Regions from separate parts of the Homo sapiens genome. Here region 1 is linked to region 2. Evidence: chromatin contacts called from ENCODE POLR2A ChIA-PET data. All regions are on one chromosome and are shown on one strand. Each heading gives the region's core, a stretch centred on a gene start or an enhancer-like site at or near the end of the contact. The rest is flanking DNA. Distances are from core to core; before and after follow the strand shown.

Evidence for each region. ChIA-PET counts read pairs that join two places held with the same protein, here RNA polymerase II (POLR2A).
Region 1: POLR2A ChIA-PET joins it to region 2 with 12 read pairs in WTC11. The contact joins two enhancer-like sites. POLR2A ChIA-PET finds 5 or more read pairs at or near these places in 2 of 52 experiments (WTC11 and activated CD4-positive, alpha-beta T cell).

The regions. Positions count from the first base shown.
Region 1 is chr3:187,063,518-187,066,706 of GRCh38, reverse strand. The region is part of intron 5 of ST6GAL1 (ST6 beta-galactoside alpha-2,6-sialyltransferase 1); the gene reads right to left. Among named protein-coding and RNA genes, the nearest start is that of RPL39L, 74 kb to the left of the region's middle. RefSeq lists an enhancer at 894-1,073. Within about 2 kb of position 1,311, at least 13 of the 41 ENCODE cell types and tissues checked have a DNase peak (open chromatin) inside an H3K27ac peak, as active enhancers do.
Region 2 is chr3:187,211,319-187,214,579 of GRCh38, reverse strand. No RefSeq gene overlaps it. Among named protein-coding and RNA genes, the nearest start is that of RTP1, 15 kb to the right of the region's middle. Within about 2 kb of position 1,664, at least 4 of the 41 ENCODE cell types and tissues checked have a DNase peak (open chromatin) inside an H3K27ac peak, as active enhancers do.

The DNA.
Region 1 (3,189 bases), core at 62-2,561, 150 kb after region 2:
ACTGTTTAAAGTAACCTTCTCAGTTAGAAAGTAACAAATACTCACTGGGGACAGTTAGAAAATGCAAGAATAGAAACACACACACACACACACACACACACACACGCACGCACGCACATCTTCAGATATTACCACTGTGCATATTTTGGACTTTTTTCTTCTCAAATCTGTTTTCCCTCTGTTATAGACTGAATTGTGTGCCCCCAGAATTCCTATGTTGAAGCCCTAATCCCTAATGTGACTAATACCCTGTTTGGAAATAGGGCTGTGAGGGAGGTAATTAGGATTAAATGTGTCATGTGGTGGGGCCCTAATCCAATGGGGCCAGTGTCCTTACAACAAGAAGAGACCCGCAGAGCTCTCTCTTTCCACCACGCACAGAGGAAAAGCCATGTGAAGACACAGCCTGAAGGCATCCTTTCTCTGATTCGGAGAACTAGTGACTGAGACTGTGTCTGCTGGCCCAAATCAAGAAGCCCCAGAACTCATGATTGCCATCATGATTAAATTTTAGCTCCAATTATGATATTAATAGACTGTATGGCAGGGGTTCCATCAAAATCACCCAGCTCACCATCGCTGGTTTTAGACCCGTTGTTGATGGAAATCTCGCCCACCTCCCACCCGCCCTGCCAACCCATCCAGATACCTGTCTTTCAGTATCTTGAGAAGAAAAGTTGGAGCTTCCAGAAAGCTTTGGTGATTTAAAGTGCTGGTGGCAAACACCTAGAACCAAATCCCACCTCTGTCGCTTACTTTCTGGGCTCCTGTGAGCAACTTAAACTCTGGGAGCCTGAGTTCTGAGGTAAAATGGTGGTTGGTGGTCATACCTCACAGGGTTTGCCATGAAGATCAAATGAGAGAAGGCATGTAAGACCCTTAGATGGTATATATAATATATTTAACAAATGGCATCAACTATTATTTCAAGATAAGCCCCACTGAGTAATCTGGAAATGTCCTGGTTGCAGTCCAGTCAGTGTGGACTGTTGCTAGGCATATAGGAAGTAGGTCTTCTCTCTCCAGCTAGCACAAAAGCTTCCAAGGAAGCCACTGGGTCTTCTTGTCCCATTGTCTCCTCTCTCAGGCCCACAGGGTACAGGAGGTACTGAGTTGAGTCTCACAGAAACCTTCTTACTCTTATAGTCAAAACTGCATTTATTTAAAGACCTGTCCATTTACATATATCATTTTTCCTGTTGACTCTCATAGCCACACCTGGCACAGAAGTGTCACATGCCTGACTAGGTCTGCTGGCCTGAAACCTAACAGTATGACACCATTCTCTATAAAAAGCCACCTTCTCAATAAGAAAAGTGCCTTTTTTGTTTTGCATGCCTTCATCATGGCCAAGGGAGGGGAGCTGAACAAATGTGGGTCCAGATGGCTTTAGAAGAGAGCTGCTAAAGCCAGGCGCAGTGGCTCATGCCTGTAATCCCAGCACTTTGGGAGGCTGAGGCAGGTGGATCACCTGAGGTCAGGAGTTTGAGACTAGTCTGGCAAACATGGCAAAACCCTGTCTCTACTAAAAATACAAAAAATTAGCTGGGCATGGTGGTGCATGCCTGTAATCTCAGCTACTTGGGAGACCGAGGCAGGGGAATCACTTGAACCCAGGAGGCAGAGCAGGGAGCCGAGAGTGCACCACTGCACTCCAGCCTGAGCGCAAGAGCAAAACTCTGTCTCAAAAAAAAAAAAAAAGAAAAAGAAGAGAGCTGCTGTCAGGAGACCTCTCCGTCTGGGAAAAGAACAAGCCACTCAGAGGCAGAATTCTACCAAAGCAACAGCTATTCTCTCAGTGACTTCTGGGTGCCAGATGTTCTCCTTGTGGAGTGGGGGTGGGGACCCCGTTTACTAATCCACAGAAACAGACACAAAATAGTTAGGATAACTGACCAGGACAAAAGATAGAGAAGACAGACCACCAGCTTTTTAGGATATCAAGGTAAGAAAGGGCAATGATAGAAAGTGTCCATCACAGTTCAGTACCACCACAAGTGCTGTCATGGAGCGGCCAGGACTCGAGTACGAAAGGAACAGCCAGATACTTAGTGTTGCTTACAGGAGGTGAGAAAAGAGAGCTGACTTGCCTAAGAAGCAGCAGGAAAGGCTCTCTTGAGGGTGGGTAGTGTATCCCGGGAAGTGGGCCACCTTCCTCGCAGCCCTGGCACAATGGTGCACAGAGATCTAGAAGTGTAATGGGAAAAAAATCTGCTTCAGTAGAAAGCCATGCATTTTCTGAGCACACTCTTCCTCCCTGTCAGATTCTGATTCCACGGGAGCTATTTCGCAACCCTTTGTGAATTGTAGGCAACTAATACATGTGCCTACTGGGCAGGATGCTGCCCAGGAGAGTTTCAATTGATTTCTCCCCTCCCCCTGCCTTATCTCACAGAAAAACTAGTTCAACTCCTTTACTCCAAATTTGTGTTGCTTTGACTTTTCCTTTGAACCAGTTGTAATATCTGCCTGGTTCCATCATACGAGTAAAATAAAATCTTCATGATGAATTCATTTTTAATATCTGTATGAGAGTCATCATCTTACCTTTTTTTCCCTAAAAATTATCCTTTAACAGAAGTTTTGCCTCCCTTCTGCTAGATGCCTCTCAAGTGGTCTCAAGCTGACTCACCTTCCCTGTTGGGATTTGGGAAGGTGGAGTCATTCGCAAACAGGCAGAGGCAGACATTCAGGTTTCAGTAGTGCCCATCGCTACTATTTACAAAGCACTTGCTGCATACCAGCCTCTGGGTGACATGCTCCACACATAGTAACTCCTTTGATCCTAAAAAAAAACCCTGGATAGTAACTATTCATATTTCTGTGTTACAAGTAAGGGAAATGAGGCTCAGAAAGGTAAAGTAAAGCAACTTGCTGAAGTCACTCACACAGGAAGTGTTGGGGGAGGGATCTGATCAAAGCCTGCCTGACTCCAGTACTCTTAATTCCCAGGCAACCTTACTTTGGCCTTAAATACAGTTTCAAATCTTTGCAGGACTGGGGTTTCGTTCTTCACAGTGAGGAAGACTGAATCATCACGAAGAAGTGCTCAGAGAGTAGGTAGCCTCCGCAGTCCAAGAGAGTGCTCAGGGAGGGCTCCTCCCCTCTCCCCTCTCCTCTTTGCTGCTGCCTGCTCACCTCCAGATCCTACCATCCATGTATCAAACAGAGATTGGTTTCTCTCTAAAT
Region 2 (3,261 bases), core at 415-2,914:
AGATGGAGAAACCAGGATTTGAAACCAGTTCTGATGGACTCTGGAGCCTAATCCCTTAACTCTAACACCAATGGCTCTCAATCAAGGCTACACACAGGCATTACCTGGGGAGTTTAAAGAAATGCCAATGTCTGTGTCTCAACCACAGAGATCCAAATATGATCAATCTAGAGTAAGGCCTGAGCACTGGGATTTTCTAAAGATCCACAGGTGATTCTAATGGACATGCAATTTGAAAGTCATTATTATAGGCTCTCCCACCAGTGTGCAACCTCTGACTTAGGTCACTCAACCAGCAAGAGACAGAGATGAGATAGATTCCCTGATATTGTAGCCCGTGGTCCAGAACTATTTTGTGACTCTCAGTAGCAACACCATTGCTAAGACCTTTCTGCACTAGTGTTTTCTGGAAAGAATGGTACTGTTTTACCTTGCAGTAGTAAACCAAGAGGAGGAGGAGCATCCCAGGCAATGGGGAGTAGCATATGAGAAAGCGGAGATATGAAAGGACACCAGGCATTTGTGGAAAACTGAATGATATAGTCCCTAGAGAGACAGACAGTTTGGGAGAAAGAACATCACACCATTTGGGAAGATCTCTATGTGCAGGATTATAAAAAGCCTTGAATACACAGCTTGCTTTTGGGAATAGGGAGCCATCTAAGGATTTTAAACCAAAGAGAGATGTGATCAGCTTTCCCTTTCAAATGAGGCATTAAATGCAGTGAACTGAGGGAGACTCAAGATGGCTACAGTACATTAGGCAAGAGACCTAATGGTCCTGAACGAGGCAGGCCAGCTTACAGGGAGGAGAGGAATCTCCTTCTGGGGGCTCTGAGAACCTAGGGCTGGGCTTAGAGAAGTCACTTTTAACAGATTCTCAACCTCTGTTAACACTTCACAGTGAATTAGTAGAGAAGTAGAGAGAAAAGAGGGCAGAAACCAAAACCCAAAAGCAGAAATCGTTTCCCAGGTCCCTGGTCTTTCTGTGACCCACTGGTACCAGCACTTGTCCATAGAAAGGAAGCCATGGGTTCTCTGAACTTGAGGGAAGGAGACAAACAGTGCCTTTGCAACAATTTCCTGTGTTGGCATTTTTTTTTTCAAGAAGAAAAGAAAAATGTCATTTGAATGCAGAAACACAAGCTCAATTCCTAGCAATGAGCTTCTGATAATAAGGAAAAAGAACCAGGACCATTTCAACACCTAGGCAGATCACAAAGCCACCAAGGGAGTCTTCTCTGAGGAATGGGGTATTAGGATAAAGCAGTGTGATGACAATGGGAAGGTGTGTGGGGCCTGGACGGTACCCAGGGTGAGTGTCTGAATGACAAACAGATCAGCATGGGCAAAAACATGTCTTCCCTGCCAGCATCTTTCAGTCCCAAAGGAGACCTCTACAAAGTCAGAGGTTATGATACCCCAATGGATACCAACAGGCCAGCACCAACCAGAGCAAGCCTGGGGATCCGAAGGTCACAGTGTAGATGTAGACCAGGCCTGTGGTCTCAGAAGATGCTGACCTAGTTTGAAAGTGAGGACTCTCTTCTCCCCTTGGGCTATTTGTCCTGTGACGTTATCCCATCTTGCCCATCGCCTGGGACCATCTGGTTTATTTAATCCCTGCCAGTTAAATGCTCATGTGTGGCCCAGGCCTGCCAGTGGGATCCAAGACAACAGAATCCTTCTTTTAACAACTCTGACAACATCTCCCTTTGGTCTGAGTTTGCATGTCTGACGCCCAAATCCATGATAGCAGTCTGGGCCTCCCACCAAGTCTTTTCATTTGAGTGCATTTTAAAGTTATGAAGTACTTCAAGTGCACTGAAAAAAAAATAGAGACAAAAATCCACCTCCTGCTCAGATTCGATGAAACAATGTGTCCCATGCAAGGGACATCAGCAAGATTCCAATACGAGAAGTAGCTGGTGCCATGAGAGAGAAGGAGCCTTGGGCCAGTAGACAGAGCTCTGAACCTGGTTGTGAAGGCCTGGATTCCAGTCCTCACTCTGCTCCCAAAGCTCTGAAAGCCCCAGGGAATCCTGCTCTCTGTGCCTCAGTCCCCACAGTCTCCCTGTTAGTTTCTCCTTATTTTTCCAACCTCTCTACATGGGGATTCCCTGGGCTCAGCTCTTTGGCCTCTTTTCTTTCCTCTCTACCCTCACTCCCTAAATAATCTCATCTAGGCTTATGACATTTAAAACCACCTAAATGCTGATGGCTCTCCAATTTCATCTCTAGCTTGGGCACCTCCTCTAAACCACAGGCGTGATATTTCAACTGCCACCTTCGCATTTCTCATGTTTAATGTCTAACAGAATGCCCATGTCCAAAACTGAGGTCCTCATATTGCCCCAAAATTTGTTCCTCACGGCCTTCCTCATCTCAGAAAGTAGACACTCCATTCTTCCAGTTGCACAGGCCAAAAATCTTGGGGCGTCTTTGACTCCTCTCTCTCTCATACTGCACATCTGAGTCACCAGCAAATCCTCTCAGCTCCACCTTTAAAGTACATCCAGACTCAACCACAGCTGCTACCACCCTGGAACGGGTCACTACAGCCTCTTGCAAGGAGTACTGCAGGAGCCTCCTGGCTAATATTTCCTCTTTCATTCTTGTATCTCTATGGTCTGTTATCAACTGGGTGACAGTAAATTGGGTAACATCACCCTGCCACTCAACTTCTCCAGTGGCTTCCTATCTAATTCAGATTAAAAACCAGTGTTCTGACAGTGACCTGATCCCCGTTACCACTCTGGTCCTACTGCACACATTAGCCTCCTCATGTATGAACATTTCAGGATGCTCCTGCCTCAGGGCCTTGGCACCTGCCATTCCTCTTATTTGTTTCCTTCATCTTTTTTTTCCCCCAGTGTCATCCTCTTAGTAAGGCCTTCCCTCACTACCCAATTTAGATTGTAACTTCATTCCCTACCTTTCCTATCTCCCTTGCCTACTTTGTTCTTCTTCTTAGTATGTAACCCTATCTAATATACCACACATCTCAACTTACATTGTGTATTGTCTAGCTCCTCTATCCACAATAACAGCAATTTAGTAGCTCTTCTCTGCCATATCCCCAAGTGCCTAGAAAAATATCTGACACATAATATGCACTCAATAAACATCCATTAAATGAATGAATCTTGAAAATAGGGAATATTTTACGACATTCTGTAAATATCATTATGACCCTATTAAGATGGTGATGTAGGATTATTGAGCTTGTTTTAAAAGAAGTGAAAGGATAAGAAAAAGACG